Linked DNA regions of Homo sapiens: all the other regions are linked to region 1. Evidence: read pairs that join two places in POLR2A ChIA-PET (ENCODE). Cell type or tissue: PC-9. All regions are shown on one strand.

Region 1 (5,000 bases):
CTTGAACCCGGGAGGTGGAGGTTGCAGTGAGCTGAGATCACACCACTGCACTCCAGCTTGGGTGAAAGAGTGAGACTTCGTCTCAAAAACAAACAAACTTCTAGTTGAAAAGGTTTTATATATCCCATTATTTAACTTGTTCACTGGTGTACCAGAGCTTTGTTAGTTGAAATGAAGAAAGATCTTCCTAACATGACATTGGCATTAGTAAAGTCTTCCTTCAGGTGGAACTCAGCAATTTGTTTCCTAGGAAATAACGGAAATCAAAACATTTTCTGAAATATCTCATGTAATAGATGCAAGATAAGTTATACAGAGAATTACTATCAATGTATCTTTAGTTTCCATTTTATAATGAAGCTAAAGGCCTTATCTTGACATTTTGCCTGAATTTAGTTAGTCTTTATGATCACTGCAGGGCAGAAACGGCCTCTGAGTCAAGGGACTGCTGTTTAACAGCCCAGCACAAGGGCTTGGAGGGTGGCAGGGATACTCAACACCAAGACTCTTTCGTGCCACTTGCTCTCTGACTGGATGAGCTAAGCTTCCAGTACTCACCTCTAAACTGGGACATTGTAATAGTGAAGTCACTGGGATAATTTACAAAATCCCATGTAATCCATGATAAGCAAGCTGGACACTTGCACAGGTGTGCCAATAGAAAAGGGCTAATTGAGGCCCAGGCATGTTCAACATGGAGGCTCCATCTTCCCTTTTCTTTGTCACCATGTGTGCAGTAAAGGAACAGGCAACATGGTGCCAGCCAGGTAGAAAATCCATCTGCATAATAAAAGATTAGGGTGGGGCAGCCAGCTTCTTTGTGTGCTATGCAAATAACACACCTGGTCAGATCAATCTTTCATGCCCTATGTAAATCAGACACCACCTCCTCAAGCTCATCTATAGAACCTTCTGCATTTCAGCCGGGCACGGTGGCTCACACCTGTAATCCCAACACTCTGGGAGGCCGAGGCGGGTGTATCACGAGGTCAGGAGTTGGAAACCGGCCTGGTCAACATGATGAAACCCCGTCTCTACTGAAAATACAAAAAATAGCTGGGCGTGGTGGCAGGCACCTGTAATCCCAGCTACTGGGGAGGCTGAGGCAGGAGAATCATTTGAATCCGGGAGGCAGAGGTTGCAGTGAGCTGAGATTGCACCATTGCACTCCAGCCTGAGCAACAGGGCAAGACTCCATCTCAAAAAACAAACAAACAAAAACACCTTCTGCATTTCATTGCAGAAGTAGCAACCCATTTTCTCCGGGACCCCTCTCTGTGCAGAGAGCTTTTTCTTTCGCCTGTTAAACTTCCAGTTTTTTTTTTTTTTTTTTGAGACGGAGTTTCGCTCTTGTTTCCCAGTCTAGAGAGCGATGGCACGATCTCGGCTCACCACAACCTCCACCTCACAGGTTCAAGTGATTCTCCTGCCTCAGCCTCCCCAGTAGCTGGGATTACAGGCATGTGCCACCAGTCCAGCTAATTTTTTTGTAATTTTAGTAGAAACAGGGTTTCTCCATGTTCATCAGGCTGGTCTCAAACTCTCGACCTGAGGTGATCCGCCGGCTTTGGCCTCCCAAAGTGCTGGGATTACAGGCGTGAGCCACCACTCCTGGCCTGTAAAACATTTTTTTAATGTAGATGTTCAACCAGGTAAAGCAATATATCCAATAGGTGTACTAAAGGAAACTTGTTCGGAGTGAGCAATCAGAACCAGAGCTTCAGGACATAAAAATCTCAATTTTAATAGAATTTCATGTTCAGCAATAGAACTGCATTATATGAGTGGCTTTCATATTAGTTTTCAAAGTTTCACATGAAAGATCCACCCATACATGGTGGAACTTTTAACAGTAACCTAAGGTCTAAGAATTATTCTACATCTCTGTACTGTCTTGGGGAACATTTGCTTTCACCCTTTTCGTGTGTATCAACATCAGATCCAAGATTCTTTTTTTTTTTTTTTTTGAGACAGAGTCTCGCTGTGTCACTCAGGCTGGAGTGCAGTGGTGTAACCGCAGCCCCGACCTCCCTGGGCTCAAGTGATCCTCCCACCTCAGCCTCCTGAGTAGCTGGGACCACAGGCATGCACCACCACACCCAGCTAACTTTTGTGTTTTTTTGTAGAGATAAGGTTTCACCATGTTGCCCAGGCTGGTCTTCAACTCGTGGGCTCAAGTCATCTGCCCAGCTCAGCCTCCCAATTACAGGCATGAGGCACAACATCCAGCCCAAAATCAGATCCAAGATTCTTTTTTTTTTTTTTTTTTTTTTTTGAGACGGAGTCTCCTTCTGTCGCCCAGGCTGGAGTGCAGTGGCGCGATCTCGGCTCACTGCAACCTCCATCTCCCGGGTTCACACCATTCTCCTGCCTCAGCCTCTGGAGTAGCTGGGACTGCAGGCGCCCGCCACCACGCCCGGGTAATATATATCCCAGCACTTTGGGAGGCCGAGGCGGGTGGATCACGAGGTCAGGAGATCGAGACCATCCTGGCTAACACGGTGAAACCCCGTCTCCGCTAAGAATACAAAAAATTCTTCGGGTGGGGTGGCGGGCGCCTGTAGTACCAGCTACTCCGGAGGCTGAGGCAGGAGAATGGCGTGAGCCCGGGAGGCGGAGCTTGCAGCGCGTCAAGATCGCGCCACTGCACTCCAGCCTAGGCGACAGAGCGAGACTCCGCCTCAAAAAAAAAAAAAAAAAAAAAAAAAAAAAAATTACCATCTCGCAGATAGAATGAACCTATCTGATACGAATGCCAGTTTTTCTATTTCAGAAAAGGGGATGCAAAAGTTTACCTCTACCCTGAGGGTTTTTAGCTGAGCCTGATAAATTGCCATAAATAAAAAAAGAGAAAAGCATACAAATTTATATGTTTTAAATGACACGGTGAGGTAGGAGGTGGGATTCCAAAGGCGAGGCTCAAAGAGGGGACCAGATTGAGGAAACTACTTTCCATAAGTCACGCCCACTAATGTGCCATGTGAGTTTACCATTGCCATGGCAACACCCAGAAGTTGCCACCCCTTTCCTGGTAACGACCCTACGACCGGGGTTGTTTTCCTAGAAACGTCTGCATTACTTTTCCTAGAAACTTGCGCATAATTCACCCCTTAATTTGCATATAATTACAAGCAGATGTGAACATGACTACAGACCTGCCTTTGAGCTGCTACTCTGGGCACACAGCCTGCTGGATAGCCCCACTCCACAAGGAGCAGTGCTTCTGCGGCTGTGCACCGCCGCTTCAATAAATGTTGCTGTCTAACACCGCCAGCTCACTTTTGAATTCTTTGCTGGGTGAAGCCAAGAAACTTCCTGGGTTAAGCCCCAATTTTGGGGCTCACCTGCCCTGAATCATTTAGAGCCCTCATAAGGAAATGAGCACCCAGAGAAGTGGCGAAATCTAAATGCTTTTATATTAAGTTGAATAACGAGAGGCAGTTGTAGAAAAGTGACTAAATTATGTGTGGATGCTACAATATATATATACATACATATATATACACATACATATATATACACATACATATATACATACATATATACACATACATATATACATACATATATACACATACATATATACATACATATATACACATATATACATACATATATACACATATATATACACACACATATATATACATATACACACACACACACACACACACACACACACACACACACATATATATATATATATATATATATTTGTTTTTTTTTTTTTTTTTTTCCGAGATGGAGTCTTGCTCTGTCACCCAGGCTGGAGTGCAGTGGCGCGATCTTGGCTCACTGCAACCTCCGACTCCCAGGTTGAAGCAATTCTCCTGCCTCAGCTTCTCGAGTAGCTGGGGTTACAGGCACCTGCCAAAACAATAATTATTTTAACAAGGTCATTTCCACTGAATTCTCTCAGCTATGATGTCCCATTGAAGAATGTTTCTTTTCTCCTCGTACAAGGAGGGCATCTTTCATGTGGGAGTTCTTATTTCCTGTTTTCGGGAAGAAAAGAGATCAGGGTGCCCTTCTTGCATCTGCTGTTTTTCAAGTAGCTCAAAATAATCCTTATACTAAAGTGGCATATTTTGGTGTGGCATATTCTGCCTCTCTTCACAGTAAATAACTTTTTTTTTTTTTCGAGATTAAGTCTCGCTCTGTTACCCAGGCTGGAGTGCAGTGGCACAATCACAACTCACTGCAGCCTTGACCTCCTGGGCTCCATGATCCTCCCACACCAGCCTCCCGAGTAGCTGGGACTGCAGGCACACAACACTATGCCTGGCTAATTTTTTGTGTCTTTTGTAGAGATGGTGCTTCACCATGTTGCCCAGGCTGGTCTCAAACTCAGGCAGTCCACCTGCCTTGGCCTCCCAAAGTGCTGAGATTACAGGTGTCAGCCACCTCACCCAGCCAATAACTTCCTTTGAAAAATAATTTTTTCCCCTTCCCAACCCCTCCCCTGAAAAATACTTTTCAGTGGCAATCACATCTTTGAATTATGAATGTATTACAATAAATGAAGTAAACTGTTGGTTGAGGACAGTTGTATTTATAGATCAGAAGTGCTGGCCGGATGTGGTGGTTCATACCTGTAATCCTAGCACTTTGGGAGGCCGAGGTGGGTGGATTGCCTTTACTCAGGAGTTTGAGACCAGCCTGGGCAACATGGTAAGAACCCCCTCCATCTCTACTAAAAATACAAAAAATTAGCCGGGCATGGTGGCGTGTGCCTGTGGTCCCAGCTTGGAAGGCTGAGGCAGGAGAAATCTCTTGAACTTGGGAGGCATAGGCTGCAGTGAGCTGAGATCACTGGCACTGCACTCCAGCCTGGGCGATGGAGTGAGACTCTGTCAAAAAAAAAAAAAAGTGCTGGGAAAGATTCTTGATATTCTCTTCATTTACTTGAGAAATAACTCACAGTTTCAGATTTTTATTTCTCTAGTTTTCACTGAATTTATATATCATTTTTTCATATTATTGTGACTACTTTTCTGTCA
Region 2 (5,000 bases), 130 kb before region 1:
CCTTAATGTCATTACAAATACTGTCTTATGTATTCTATTTTAAACTTTCCTATACTTGTATAAAGATTTTTCCTTCTCAAATTGGACTCTTGCTGTAGATATTATAACTTTTTTCAATCAGTAGTAGACCATATGTCTGTAAATACTCAGCTCATGGAGCAGTACTGTGCAGTGATCTGAAACATGGATTCTGAAGTTAGAGAGAACTGAGTTAGAATCCATTTCTGCCGCTTATCAAGTATAAGGCTTAATTTGCCCACCAGTAAATTGAAAATAATACTAGCACATACCTTCTAGGGTTGTTTATAAGTATTATATGAGACAAGGAATGTCAAGTGCTTAGAGGCATCTGGCACATAGTAAACACAATACATTTTAGCTATTCATAATAATCATTTTTAAGAGCAGTATAATTTTATATTTTCTGTATGTATCACAGCTTATTCACCTCTTCTGTATTAGTGAACATTTGAATATTGGCCATTTAGGTTGTTTCAAGTTTCCCAGAATTATAAAACAAATTTGCAGTATACGTCCTGGCAGCTAAAGTTTTGTGTACTGCCTAATTTCTTTAGGAAAAATTTCTAGACACAAAATTGATGTGTCAAAGGGAATGTATATTTCTAATGCTTTTAATAGTATTTCTAAATTGCACTCCAAAAAGATTGTAGAACTATCATTTCAATATTCTTGGTTGTTGAAAGTGATCTGTGAATCATCTTTCAAAGTGATGTATTTTAAATTCTTACCATTGTCAACTCTAATAATATTAAAGTACATTTAAGTCATCATTTTCATACATAATACAGAAATATTTTAGAAATGGAGCCCTTTGTGGCCCTTGAGTCTTCATTACTGATTAGAGATAATAGGCTGTCCTCTTAGAGGAGTGTTTCATTATGAATTTTATTATTTTATTTAAATAAGATAGCAGTGTCAAAGGTTTCACGTTTGGTAGATACAAATTTGGATAGTTTTGTTTTTTGTTTTTTTGGGGTTTTTTTGTTTTTTGTTTTTTTTGAGACAGTTTTGCTCTTGTTGCCTGGGCTGGAGTGCAGTGGCGCAATCTCAGCTCACTGCAACCTCCGCCTCCTGGGTTCAAGTGATTCTCCTACCCTGAGTAGCTGGGATTACAGGTGCCTGCCACCAGGCCCGGCTAATTTTTTGTATTTTTGGTAGAGATGGGGTTTCATCATGTTAGCCAGGTTGGTCTCGAACTCCTGACCTCAGGTGATCCACCCGCCTAGGCTTCCCAAAGTGCAGGGATTACAGGCATGAGCCACCACACCCAGCCTGGATAGTTTTTTAACACCATTTTTAACAGCAATTTAAAATTTTTTTCATGTTGTTTTTAATAGAGAACGATACTTCACAAAATTTGATTACTGAAATATTACTAGACTAGATTTCTCTGAGGACAGTAGAGAGAAAGCCGATAATAAAAATTTATTTACATAAGTGTAGTGTAGCCATGTTCCCTAATGATAAAGGTTCCCACAGCCCATGGCATAACTTATCTATCAGGTCCTGACACATGGTATTAGCATATTGCCACCCTACTACTCAGGTTAAAAGCAAGACTAGTTCTCTTTTAAAAAAAAAAATTTTTTTTTCTTCATGACAGTTGGACTGCTCTTATTTTTAACAGGCAGGAACTTTTTCCCCCCATTTTTAAAAACAGAAATTAATTTTTATTTTCAGATTTTATGGCTGGTCTTATTAAAAGTATAAGAAAATATAAAAATTACTTTAAATCCCACTGCCCTTTGATAAAGACTATTAACAGTTTTTTGACCACATTTGCATATATCATGTCTTTTTGTTTATGGACTTTAAGTGAGCTAATCTTTTTTTTAATAGTGGTAAAATATACATAATATAAATCGTACCATTTAAACCATTTTTAAGCATTTCATTTGGTGGCATTAAGTACATCTACACTACCGTGCAACCATAACCACTGTCCACTCCAGAACTCTTTTCATCTTCTAAAACTGAAACTCTATCCATTGAGCAATAATTCCCCATCCTCCTCCTCCAGCCCTGGCAACAGCAACCTAATCTTTTTAACTTTGTATTAAAATAGAATATACAGAAAAGTTCACATATCAGAAGTACACTGACAAACCACTGACAAACCAGGTGGAAAGGAATGTTTTTAAGTGTTAGTGTAGAGGTTCCTCTTTTCTTTCCAGAGCCAGTTGCCAGTTCTAATAGTACAGATTTACCTTCTCTTTAATCGTCACATAACTTCAATTGATAATGTTATGTAGATTGACTTGTGACTAGCTCAGAGCTAGCGAGGCTGTAACCAAGAGCATATATAAAGTACTGTGCAGCAGTGCGTCACAAGGTTTTTGCATAGGGCTTAGTCAAGGCTTTTGGAACCGCCCTCAGTTGCACCTTGTGCTATATTAGTACTTCTCAGACAGGAAGAATTTTCTTTTGCTGGTGTAGCTCGTCCGGTTACCTTCAGGGTAAGTGTGTACGGTTCATGTAAATGAGTTTCTCTTGTCTAACTTTATGTGATTCTTATTTGATTCTATAACTTACTGAAATTTTGGGCATTTTGAAATACAAACTTAGGAAATAAAATAATGTTCCAGTATAATGCAAAACTTCTTTATAATTTGTGAAGAAATGAATGTGCAAAACTTTGAAGAGTCTTAGGTCTCAGAAATTACATTTTATATGTTCTAATTTTAAGAGCTTCTTGTTTCACCTGTAGATGTTGAGAAAAAGCAAAGTACCTTCAGAAGTCTCTTTCCAGGTTGAGGGGAAACACTCTAAGATTCAATTTGGTTGTTCATTCAGTTGGCTATGTGACTCAGTTTTACTGACAGCCACAAGCTTTGTGTTACTAGGATTAGGAACAGTTATTATGGGTAGTAATAAAGATTATCAATTTTTATTTTGTGCATGTGAGCTTTACCCAGGATTTTATAGAATGGGATTATCACTGGTATGTTTTATGAATTGATAAAAGCTAGATTACTGATTTATAACAAATTATATATTGAAAATTAAGATTCAAAAATTTATATTACAGTAAAAGCCTAGAATATTATGGCTAAGTTATATTTAAATAATTGAATTATCTATATTTTATAGGTTTTTTTTTCCTTTAAATCAGAGAAGTTAGATCATGCTGCAGATCATTTCTTAAAGCAGTTTGCTTAGTTTTTATTGGCAGCCTGCATCCAAGCCCGGCATCTCTGGGTAGTGCTTGTCACCTATGCTGTTGTCCTAGGACAAATTCAAGGACAGAAGAACTCAGGGTGTCTTAAGGGTTGTCAGTATAAATTACTTAGTTTCCATGTGCTGTATGTGGTTTACTTATCTTGAAAAAATGCTATTAGATATTAGAGGTAGTGAATGTGGGAAGGATAGAGGAATAAATTCTAAACATTGAAATTGTTTATTTGCATAAATATCCACAAAATTCTGACTCAGTAGCTGCTTTACCATTTGGGAAAATTGGTTAAAATTGCCCATTTTTAAATAACTAGCTTTTGAAATCTGTTTTTTCCTCTTTCCTCCTATATCTCTTCTACCCCTCCCACTCTTTGCTATTTAGTTTCATTTTTGTTTTATGCCTGTATTGAGAAAGTTTCACTTTGCAGCGTGTGTGTTTCTTTTTCCCCACCGCTGAGTTGAAAATCTAATTAGGAAGAATTATTTAAATGCCCCACCAAATTATTACAGCCATACAGAAAAGATGAAGTTACAGTTTGATTTTGCATGTGCTAATCACCCGAAGACAGTAACATTAAAAAAAAAAAAAAACAAAAAACCCAAGCTTAAGAAAGTCAAATAGTACAGGTTACTGAAAAAGTATAGGAAAAATTGATGTTTGGTACTGTTGCGGATACTGTGTCCATATTATGGTAATATATGCCTTTTCTTATGTGAGTAATACACAGTTTAGCATTCACAATTTTATTACCTTATCAATGTAGTTTACATGTTTCTGCGAGTATCACAATTAAAGCAGTCACAGTTTTTAAAGCTATATTCATGAATTTAATCTTTTTCACTTTCCTGTAAGACAGAGTCAAGTAGACCTTTAAAAGTAATCAGTTTGCATTCAGGTACTTTAAGACTTGCTTTAAATCAGGTAATTTTTTTTCATGTAGACATACCAATCAATTTTCATTAATTGACTTGTAAACTATCATCAGAATGAAATACTGTGATAACTAAAGTTTTCAGTTATCAAGTTTGTGTTAAGTGAAGTTCTTACCTCTTGCTTCAGTCTTTAGACTTGTCCTACATATTCCTTGTAAAGAACTCTGCTATAGTAGAGACCTTAATCTCATACAAAAAGCACACAAAGTAATTATTTTCCAGTTTCCACATTTTCCAGTTCACATTTAAAGACTCTGAAGACTTAAAATGTTAAAACTTCCTTTGAAGAGAGTTCGTAGATCAAGGGCAGTATTTTCTATTTTTGAACACGTCTTCTACACTTGATGTGTTTTTTCCAGCAACTCTTCTCTTGAAGCATCTGCAACAGATGACCATTGGCAAAGTAAGCCAGAACTTTATATACCAGGTATAGGTTTACAAGCCTATTGGTTTAAAAATACTCTGCCCTAATTTTCAGTGTCTTCCTTAGAATAGTGCCAGAATGCTGACATTTTACACCTGAGTCTTTACACTTTTTAAATGATAAGACCTTAGAGTAATTTTTGTATAAGGACTGCAGTATCACTTTATGTGAGATTATCTTTGAACAAAGATAAATTCTGGTCAGATTGCTAGTGAGGACTGGCAAGAATGAAAGATCTTTAGTTGAAATTTGCATAGTATTCATGAATTGTTGGTATACTTACCAAAAAAAAAAAAAAGGTCCTAAAGTTGGCCATCAAATTTCTTATCACTCTTTGTTTTTATTTGATGAGACCATGAGAAAGATGATCATTCTTTTACCAACTTATACTGACTTTTTTCCCCTTTAAACTCAAAATGTATGTTCCAAAAAGAGCCATACTTCAGAG
Region 3 (5,000 bases), 95 kb before region 1:
TGGTCCTGGCTCAAACAACTGAGTAGATGTGTGACCTTGGACAAGTCATTTACCTTCTCTGTGCAGTTTCTTCTAAAAAACAGCTGCTGTGAGGGCCAAATCAGAGAATACACTCAGCACATACAGGCAGGCATTGAGCACCCAGTAACGAGAACTAAATGCAGACTGTATGCCCTGGAATCATGCCCTACACCTCTTAGGGAATCGGTTTCTTCAGAGAGGAATGGTGAGCTTCCATCGAGAGGGTGTGTGTAAAAGCGCTTGGCACACAAGTGTGCTGGTCATCTCACAAGCCCTCCAGCCAGCTGGCCTCACCCTTAGAAGTCCTTACCTTCAGAACCGGCCCCACGGCCTTACCAGGCTCCCTGAGCTCTTCGGTCCCACCTTCCTACAGAGGCCAGTTAGTTACCTCTTCCAGGAGGACTTCTCCGTTGCCATCCTTGTCAATTTCTTCAAAGAGGTTGGGTGACACCTCACCATTCCATATGAACATGTACCCCTCAGGAAGGCCAGCCACCAGCTCCAGCAGCTCAATGTCAAACACTAATACGGCACTGCCGGGCACTTCTCCATCTGTCCAGGTGACAGGAGCGGGAGGCGGTGTCAGCCGGCAGGCAGCAGTCAAGCCCAACAACCAGCACCCACCCCAACCTCCAGCAGCCTCACTCAGAGTGGGACTTCTGACCAAAGCAAGAAAGCGGAGCAGAGGCTAGTCACTTTCTCACTGTAGGCAGTGGCCCGTTAATGACTCACGAAATCAGTTTAGAGGGTGGTGACCAGCGTTTAGTTATTTTTTAAATTAAGGAATAGAATAGAGGCCAGGCATGGTGGCTCACGCCTATAATTCCAGCACTTTGGGAGGCCGACTCGGGCGGATCACTTGAGATTAGGAGTTCAAGACCAGCCTGGCCAACATGGTGAAACTCCATCTCTACAAAAAATACAAAAATTAGCTGGTGTGGTGGTGGGCACCTGTAGTCCCAGCTACTCGGGAAGCTGAGGCATGAGAATTGCTTGAACCAGGGAGGCAAACATTGCAGTGAGCCGAGATCGCGCCATTGCACTTCAGCCTGGGTGACCGAGTGAGACTCCATCTCAAAAAAAAAAAAGGAACAGAATACTTTGTACCTCTAGAAAAGATAGGTATTGTGTCATGAAACTTGAGTTTAAATTTTATATATAAAACTAAAAGTAATGCTCACTTTAGCAACACATACTAAAATTGGAACCATACTGAGAAGAATAGCATGACCTCCGTGCAAACAGGACAAGCAAATTTGTGATGTGTTGATTAAAAAGAAATAAATAAATGTGTATATGTGTAACTTGTATGTTTATGTGGAATACAGATTGGGAAATAAAATGTATTTCTTACTGTGTGTCTTGTGGAAAAAAGTTTGAAAGCTGCTTGTAGAGACTACAATACAATGGTAAAACTTTTAAGTAAATCTAACAGCAGAACTTTTAGAATCTGAACAATATGCCTGAAGATGATGATCCAAGATTTGACTGTAAGCACAAATTCAAGAATAGTGTATACAGTATAGGTCCAAAGAAGTTATCTAAGTATGGAATATATAAAGGTAATGTGTATTATTCCAAATTATTATATTTTATCTAGATTATATGTTATATATAATATGCTATGTATTATAATTATTAATAATATATCACAGAAAAAGTCTTAAAGAATATACAACAATTTTTTTTTTTCTGAGATGGAGTCTTGCCCTGTCGCCAGGCTGCAGTACAGTGGCACGATCTCGGCTCACTGCAAGCTCCACCTCCTGGGTTCACACGATTCTCCTGCCTCAGCCTCCCAAGTAGCTGGGATTATAGGTGCCCGCCACCATGCCCAGCTAATTTTTTGTAGAGACGGGGTTTCACCCTGTTAACCAGGATGGTCTCCATCTCCTGACCTCGTGATCTGCCCACCTCGGCATCCCAAAGTGCTGGGATTACAGGCATGAGCCACCGCACCCGGCCAGAATATACAACAATTTTTAAAGCGTTTCTTCTGGGATTGGTAGGAAGAACAATGTACTTTACAATTCTTTTACGGGGAAAAAATATCAATCCACAGTGCCTATCATTGTTACCAGTTAGCTCTTCCTATCTCCTCCATGTCCAGATATCAGCAGTGTGAAAACACTGAAAAGAAGGGGTTCCTGGGGCCAGGCACAGTGGCTCACACTGATAATCCCAGTGCTTTGGGAGGCCTAAGCAGGAGCATCGCTTGAGCCCAGGAGTTAAGACCAGCATGGGAAAGATAGCGAGACTCTGTCTCTAAAAAATAAAAAATTAGCCAGGCGAGGTGGTGCATGCCTGTAGTCCCAGCTACTCGGGAGACTGAGGTGGGCAGATTGCTTGAGCCCAGGAGTTCAAGGCTGCAGTTAGCCATGATGGTGCCACTGCACTCCAGCCTGGGTGACAGAGTGAGACCCTGTCGCTGAAAAAAAAAAAGTTATTGAATCCCCACGTGGAGGACACATTGTGGCTGAAATGATGGAGTAAAACATAACCACTGTGAGGATGAGGTAAAGCCAGTATTTCAAGAACTTGCAACTAATCTCTCCCAAAGGAAACTGTCTTGGACAGCCTACAGGCTCAGAAGTGAAAAGCAACGGCCTACAGCATTCCACCTGTCCCAGGAAACAGTTCCAGAAGGACGTGCTCAGTCTGACCCCAGAGAAACCTCCCGGACAGCTCCCCTGGGGACACCTCCCACACATGGGTCTGAAGATCCAAGATTTATTTCACTCAAACTGGTTCTTTCTCAAGAGGGTAATGGAGCATTGACGTGGCTCACTGAATTCACAGGGGTCTCCAAACAAAAATACTAAATAATTTTTTAAAAATAGAAACCACACACTCTTTGGGTATTACATGTAAGAAGCATGCTGTGATTCTAACTATGGCACCCCAAAAAGCACAAAATTCAGATAGTAAGCGGGCCCCCAACACCCTTGAATAGCGTTGCTTACTCACCCACGCCAGCTTCCCCATAGCCCAGGTGAGGCGGAATGATCACTGTCCGTTTCTCGCCAACGCACATCTCTCTGAGACCCATGTCCATCCCCAACACAACTTGCCCAGATCCCAGAACAATATTGTAAGTTTTGCCTAAATTCCACCTAAAATGAAACAGAAGAGCCTCATGTTAGGTCACCAACCCATTGGCACTGAGAGTGTTCCCATGAGAAGAACACATCACTTCTAGGATATTTCTACCAAAGAAATGCAAATCCCTATCTAATCATGAGGAAACATCAGACAAAAACAAATTGGGGCACATGCTGAAAAATGTCTGGCTGTCATCTTCAAAACTGTCAAGGCCATGAAAATCCAGGCAAGACTGTGGAAGTTCCAGAGTGGAGAAGCATAGTGGAATGGGGTCCTTTTTGCTTGAGCCCAGGAGGTGGAGGCTGCAGTGAGCCAGGATCGTGCCCCTGCACTCCAGCCTGTGAGACAGAGTGAGACTCTGTCTCAAAAACAAAAACAAGACAAAAAACCCTGGCTTTTGGATTCAGCAAGACCTGAGATGGATTCCTGGTTCTGCCACTTAATTTAACCCTGAGAAATGTAATCTCTGTTACTTTATCTATGAAACGGAGACAACAAATATAGCTATCTCACAGGGACGTTTTAAATCGCAAATAACATGTTATGCTTGGCACAGTGGAGGGGAAGTACAAAGGGCTCAATAAATGTTTGGCCTTGAGGTGTAAAGTGTTTATGTCTGTAGCAGTCTAAGACTAAAAAAAAAAAAAAAAGACCACCAAGAGTTTAATTATCCTTGATGGCCATGGGCCTCAGGAAGCCAGTTAAAAAAAAGTTTGCTCTATCACTTCGGTCACTACTAAAAATAAATCTACGCCAAAATCTATGCCATTCCTATCACTTCCTAAAGGCAAACAGTGTTGATGTTCTTTACTCCAAGGAGAAAAGCCCCCTGACCCCCCTTGATGCCCATGAGCACTGGGGACAACATGGACGGGTGCCCCTTTGGGTCATATCCTCTTCTCAGGCTTCCCGACCTCCCCTGGACCCAGGGCAGCCACTTCTTTCCCTCCTCCAGCTGATTACCAGCAAACCAAGACAGGGTTTGTGTTTTCCCACCTGGGAGGAACCCCAAACAAAGCCAACTCAGGGATGGCTTTGGGGAGGGAGCCAACTCTCACTGCCTGCCTTTCTCTGGGGCTACTCCAGTTGCAAAGTCTTATGACAGAATATTCCAGAACTCAGTCATCCAGGAACGCATGTTTCTTCTTCCTCCTTGAGGCCAGTTTAAACACGCAAGCGTAAGAAAATTCTCCAAGCAAACAATTTGTTGTCATGTGTCATCTCTGAACACACCACTCATTCTTTTTCCTCGGGTCCTGTGATTTTCTTTCTTTCTCTCTTGGGCAGTGTTTCTCTCAAACACGGTCCTCACTCCCCCTGCATGCTTCCTGGCCCCATCCACCGCCGGCCTGCAGCTTCCTGCCTGCTTCACCCTCCCCGGCTCACTCCCACTCCTCTCCTCCCTTCTAGGCAGCAGCTGCTGCCTTAGTCCTGATGAATGGGGCCCAGCCCACACGGGGCTCTAGCTGGGACCAGATAGGCAGGTGCTGGCCAAGCTTTCCATTAGCCCAGTATTCTGAAGCTCACACCAGGAAGACACCAGCAGGGACGCCAGCCGCTACTCTTCTGCTGCAGATTTACATGTAATACAGAGGCTCTCAGAGTACAAAATGCACTTCCTGATAAGGAGCTCTGGCTCATGTGGCTCCTGAGTGCTCTGCCAGGATGTTATGAGTCCTTCAAACACAAGCAGGAGGCAGGGAGACTGACTCTCCCCGCCCCACGTGAGAAGCAGATCCTGGAGCCTCCGAGAAGGAATTCCTTTGTTCATTCCCCACACCCACTTCCCCTTTCCTCAGCCTCAGGATCAGCGGACAGGAATATGAACATCAGCAGGAGCAGTGACAGCAGCCACGGACCTTACAGACCCTTCTAAC
Region 4 (5,000 bases), 110 kb before region 1:
TAATTCCAGATCCTATGAACACCTAATTGGTTTGCTTATATAAGCACCTGAGCTATGATACACACAAAGCATGATCTGATTCATTCTGGCCATCCAGTGTGAGCAGCAGTCTCTAGTTCAGTCAGATGTGGCTGGAAGGCAAGGTCACATGTTAGGAAACCTTTTTGTCCTGGGAATGCCCATCCTTATCCTCCCCCACCACTCCTTTTCATCATCATAAGCAATGAAGCAGGCCAGGCACGGAGGCTCACACCTGTAATCCCAGCACTTTGGGAGGCCAAGGCGAGTGGATCGCTTGAGCCTAGATGTTTGAGATCAGCCTGGGCAACATAGGGAGACCCCAGTCTCTACAAAAAATTAGCCAGGCATGGTGATGCACCTGTAGTCCCAGCTACACAGGAGGCTGAGGTGGGAGAATCACCTGAGCCTGGGGAGGTTGAGGCTGCAGTGAGCTGTGATTGCACCACTGCACTCCAGGCTGGTCAACAGAGCAAGAACTTATCTCAAAAAAGCATAAAAATAATGAGGCCAGGTGCAGTGGCTCACATCTGTAATCCCAGCATTCTGGGAGGCCAAGGCGGAGTTCAAGACCAGCCTGGGCAACATGGCAGGACTCAGTCTCTACTAAAAATACAAAAAATTAGCCAGGCATGATGGTGCGCACCTGTGGTTCCAGGTACTCAGGAGGCTAAGGTAGGAGGATTGCTAGAGCCCGGGGGGCCAATGCTTGCAGTGAGCTGAGATCATGCCCCTGTACTCCAGCCTGGGTGACAGAGCAAGACCTCATCTCAATAAATAAACAATGAAACAAAAATGCAATGGCAAAAGGCAGACTAGACCCTGCCTAAGTGTTTCTAAAATCAAACTGAAAATAACTTCTTGCATTAAAGCAGATAGCATGGCATGGGAGTATCAGAATTACCTGCAGGACTTTTGCACATAGAAAAAACAGTTGGGAATCTGATTCAATGATAGCTCTTTACCCCTGTATTGCAATCAGAGCTTATATTGGCTGTTTCCCAAAGGTGTTTATAATATGCTTCCATGAGTAAGTATATTGCATGCTGTAAATCTAAAGAACACTGAAGTCATGATCTACATTCTGGTCATGGCTCAGCCCCTTACTAAGAGTACAGGTTCAGTCACCTCCCTATATAATGAATGCCATAAGAACATGCACTCTCTAAGGCCTCTTCTAACCAATTCCATAAATTGAGTCTCATGCTTCTTCCATGATATGTTTATCAACCTATCACATCTCACTGCCACCTGATGCTACTGAAATTTAAAATATTGGTATTTGAGTTCAGTTTTCAGACCAGTTTAGTATAGCCATTAAGAGTGTGACCAGGACAAATTATTGAGCCTGTGTCCCAGTTTGCTCATCTATTAAGTGAAGATGGTGATATAGCTTCTAGATTCATAAGTAGATATGCTCATCTTTTATGTATGCATTTGAAATTTATGTATGCATTTAAAACAGTCCAAGTATTCAATGTTAGGTAGAATCCGTCCACAAATGTATAAGCTGTTATATCCCCCAGTACAGTGTTTTGTTGAATCAATGAAATGGAATGATCTTTTGCAGCCCCAGCAAATACTGGTAGTGTATGGTAACTACCATATTCTCCAAAGAGCCTAGCGTTAGCCAGTGGTTTTATTCAACTTTAAATTTTACTTTATGAAATAAAGTAATTTTGAGGGCTAGAGCTAACAATTTTGACAAAACTGGAAAAAAATGAAAACAACCATCAGTAATACTAGCTCATTCTGGAGTGATTTCACGAGAAGTCTACCTTCCATGGTCTATTTAATAGTCACCCAAATTTTGGTAGATGACCGAAGGTCTGTTTAACCGGCCTTCAGGTTCAGTTTTCTCTTTGATATACCCTAGGGAGAATCAGCAAGGAAAAGATCAATGTAATCTTGAATAACTTATCCTGAAACTTCTCCAGAGTTACCCAGAGAGTCAACAGTCATGCTGCTTTTTGTACTTAGTCTGGTGTTTCAGTACCAGTTTAACACATAAAAAGTGATCAAGGTGCAAGGGACACAGCTTTGAAATAGTCAGACCTGGATCTGAATCTGTGATTCTGTCATCTGCAATAAGTTTCTAACTTCTCCAAGCCTTAGTTTTTTATCTGTAAAGGGGAGTATTAACTAGAGATGAGGATTAAATGAAAAGTCACTTACTCAACAAGTCTCTATGTTGTGCTGAGTTCTAGGGAAACAGTAGTTAAATCAGGGCTGGATGCGGTGGCTCATGCCTGTAAAATCCCAGCACTTTGGGAGGCCGAGGCGGGCAGATCACGTGAGGTCGGGGGTTCGAGACCAGCCTGACCAACATGGAGAAACCCCATCTCTACTAAAAATACAAAAATTAGCTGGGCATGGTGGTGTGCGCCTGTAATCCCAGCTACTTGGGAGACTGAGGCAGGAGAATCGCTTGCACCTGGGAGGTGGAGGTTGCAGTGAGCTGAGATTGTGCCATTGCACTCCAGCCTGGGCAACAAGAGTGAAACTGTCCCCTCTGCCCCAAAAAAAAAAAAAAAAAAAAAAAAAATCAGTCATGCTTCCTGCCCTCGTGTAGCTTCCATTCCTAGTGGGTCAAACAGGAGGAAAGAGTAGCAATTATGAATATGGTAAATGCTCTGAAGAAAACACAAATGACCTACTTTATTTATTTATTTATTTTTTATTTTTTTGAGATGGAGTCTCACTCTGTTGCCCAGGCTGGAGTGCAATGGCGTGATCTTGGCTCACTGCAAGCTCCGCCTCCTGGGTTCACGCCATTCTCCTGCCTCAGCCTCCCGAGTAGCTGGGACTACAGGCGCCCGCCACCACGCCCGGCTAATTTTTTGTATTTTTAGTAGAGACGGGGTGTTAGCCAGGATGGTCTCGATCTTCTGACCTCGTGATCTGCCCACCTCGGCCTCCCAAAGTGCTGGGATTACAGGCGTGAGCCACCACACCCAGCCAACAGAGATCTATTTTAGATATGGTAGTCAGAGGAAGCTCTTCTCAGGTGATATTTAAGCCAAAGTCTGAAGGATAAGGACCTAGCCATGTGAGGAGTTGAGGTAGAAACATTCCTAGGAGAGGGAACAGGGTGTGGAAGGTCCCAAGTGAGAAAGTTTTAGGCCATTTGAAGAACTGAGAACTGGTTTAACAGTATTATGAACAAAGGGAAGAATGGCATCAGGCGTTGAACGGGAAGTAGGTGGGTGCCAGATCATGGAGGGCTTTATAAATCATAAGAACTTTGGTTTTTCTCTCCTTGCAAAGGAGGGGCAGGATCACTGCTGCCACGTGGGGCAGGGACTAGCGAGGGCAGATAAACCCAAGCACACCAGTTTGGGGGCTATTACAGCAGTTCCAGCTAGAAATAATGGTTGGTTTTTGGGGCTGGGGCTGTGGAACTGGAGAGAAGTGGGTCATTTCCAGGAGTAGCTTAGAGACAGAATTGACAAAACTTGCTGTTGGCTTAAATATGTAAAGATGAGATGAGAGAGCAGGGGGTCGCTGATGTCTGCTTTGGACACATGGGTGCCAGGGAAGATGGAGAGGAATAGGCTTGGTGGTGTTGGCAAGGGAGTGGGAACAGACATGCTGTTTTGGACATACAAAGTTTGACATGCCTGTGAGACGTACAAGAGAAGATACCAAATAGACAGACTAGAGCTCAAAGGAGAAATCTGAGCAGGAACTATAAATGTGGGTGTTGTCTGCATTTAAATGAGATTTAAATATGGCCAGTGTAAGCTGGAAGAAATTGCCTGACCAATCAGAATTTCCAACATTAAGCATGGAAACCACACACAAACTATTAATAAGCATAAATATTTTATATTTGCATCTAGCAACAAATAATCAGGAATATTATTTTGTTTTTGAGATGCGGGGTCTCCCTCTGCCCAGGCTAGAGTGCAGCAGCACTATTGGGGCTTACTGCAGCCTCAACCTCCCAGGCTCAAGTGACCCACCTCAGCCTCCCGAGCAGACCACAGGTGTGCACCACCACGCCTGGCTACTTTTTGAAACTTTTTGTAGAGATAAGCTGTGTTGCCCAGGATTGTCTCAAACTCCTGGGCTCAAGCGATCCTCCCACCTTGGCCTCCCAAAGTGCTGGGATTACAGGCATGAGCTACTACACCCAGCCCAGCATTCTTATTAAGTAAAAACTCCAGATCCCTGAGAGAGTGAAGGGAAAAAGTCTTCAAAAAAAGCAACTTTGTCCCTGGAAACCTGAGATAGTAAAGTAACAGATGGGGGCAGGGTCCACTGTTTATGTATAGTCTTGCAGTTAAACCTATTTCCCTGCCAGAATGAATTTTTTTCCTATCTTTTAAGTATTTGGACAAAATTATAAAGTCATAAATAATCAGAGATCAAAACTCACTGGTTTTAACAAAATGGTGCATACTGCTTACATGTGCAGGCGGCCTAGTTGTGTCAAACATACTCAGATGTCATGTTCATGTTCTATTAGACTCTCATCCCACAGTAGGTATCAATGACCCAGTTCATATGTAGGGTCAAAATCTGTATAGATCCTGAGTTAGGTAGTCACAATATAGTACCTATCAATAAATGTTCCTGTCAGAAGGTCCAGAGGCTGGCCAGGCACAGTGACTCACCTGTAATCCCAAAACTTTGGGAGACAGAGGTGGGAGGATCACTTGAGGCCAAGAGTTCAAGAGACTACCCTGGGCAACATAGTGAGATCCCATCTCGGCAAAAAACATTAAAAATATCTGGGCTTGGTGGCACCTGCCTGTGGTCCCAGCTACTCAGGAGGCTGAGATGGGAGGATTGCTTAAGCCCAGGAGGTCAAGGCTGCAGTGAGCTGTGATCGCACAATTGTACTCCGGCCTGGGTGACAAACCTTGTCTCAAAAAAAGAAAAAAAAAGTGCTGTCTCAGGTGAGAACTGATTTAGAAAACAAAAACAAAAATTGCTGTGTGGCATCTCTACCCTGTACTTGGCCCCTTATTTAGTAT

The links. Peaks named below come from ENCODE experiments on the same cell type or tissue, not always from the same donor. Only the 100,000 strongest peaks of a DNase experiment are listed, where the experiment ranks them.
Region 2: POLR2A ChIA-PET joins it to region 1 with 16 read pairs; 11 of 35 experiments call an interaction of 5 or more read pairs at or near these places.
Region 3: POLR2A ChIA-PET joins it to region 1 with 26 read pairs; 3 of 35 experiments call an interaction of 5 or more read pairs at or near these places.
Region 4: POLR2A ChIA-PET joins it to region 1 with 10 read pairs; 4 of 35 experiments call an interaction of 5 or more read pairs at or near these places.

The regions. Positions count from the first base shown.
Region 1 is chr7:32,903,520-32,908,519 of GRCh38, reverse strand. No RefSeq gene overlaps it. Among named protein-coding and RNA genes, the nearest start is that of KBTBD2, 14 kb to the right of the region's middle. RefSeq lists enhancers at 1,968-2,467, 2,468-2,969. In PC-9, no CTCF peak of the experiment used is centred here; DNase peaks (open chromatin) are centred at 2,689 and 3,019; H3K4me3 peaks cover 1,768 bases; H3K27ac peaks cover 1,424 bases.
Region 2 is chr7:33,038,349-33,043,348 of GRCh38, reverse strand. The region is part of intron 1 of NT5C3A (5'-nucleotidase, cytosolic IIIA); the gene reads left to right. Among named protein-coding and RNA genes, the nearest start is that of NT5C3A, 22 kb to the left of the region's middle. RefSeq lists a silencer at 2,322-2,421. In PC-9, no CTCF peak of the experiment used is centred here; a DNase peak (open chromatin) is centred at 2,348; H3K4me3 peaks cover 417 bases; H3K27ac peaks cover 780 bases.
Region 3 is chr7:32,998,249-33,003,248 of GRCh38, reverse strand. FKBP9 (FKBP prolyl isomerase 9) reads right to left here. Exons shown (of 10, transcript NM_007270.5): 8 at 2,989-3,134; 9 at 410-573. It also overlaps the pseudogene RNU6-388P. Among named protein-coding and RNA genes, the nearest start is that of FKBP9, 43 kb to the right of the region's middle. RefSeq lists an enhancer at 4,031-4,616. In PC-9, no CTCF peak of the experiment used is centred here; no DNase peak of the experiment used is centred here.
Region 4 is chr7:33,008,655-33,013,654 of GRCh38, reverse strand. No RefSeq gene overlaps it. Among named protein-coding and RNA genes, the nearest start is that of NT5C3A, 52 kb to the left of the region's middle. In PC-9, no CTCF peak of the experiment used is centred here; no DNase peak of the experiment used is centred here.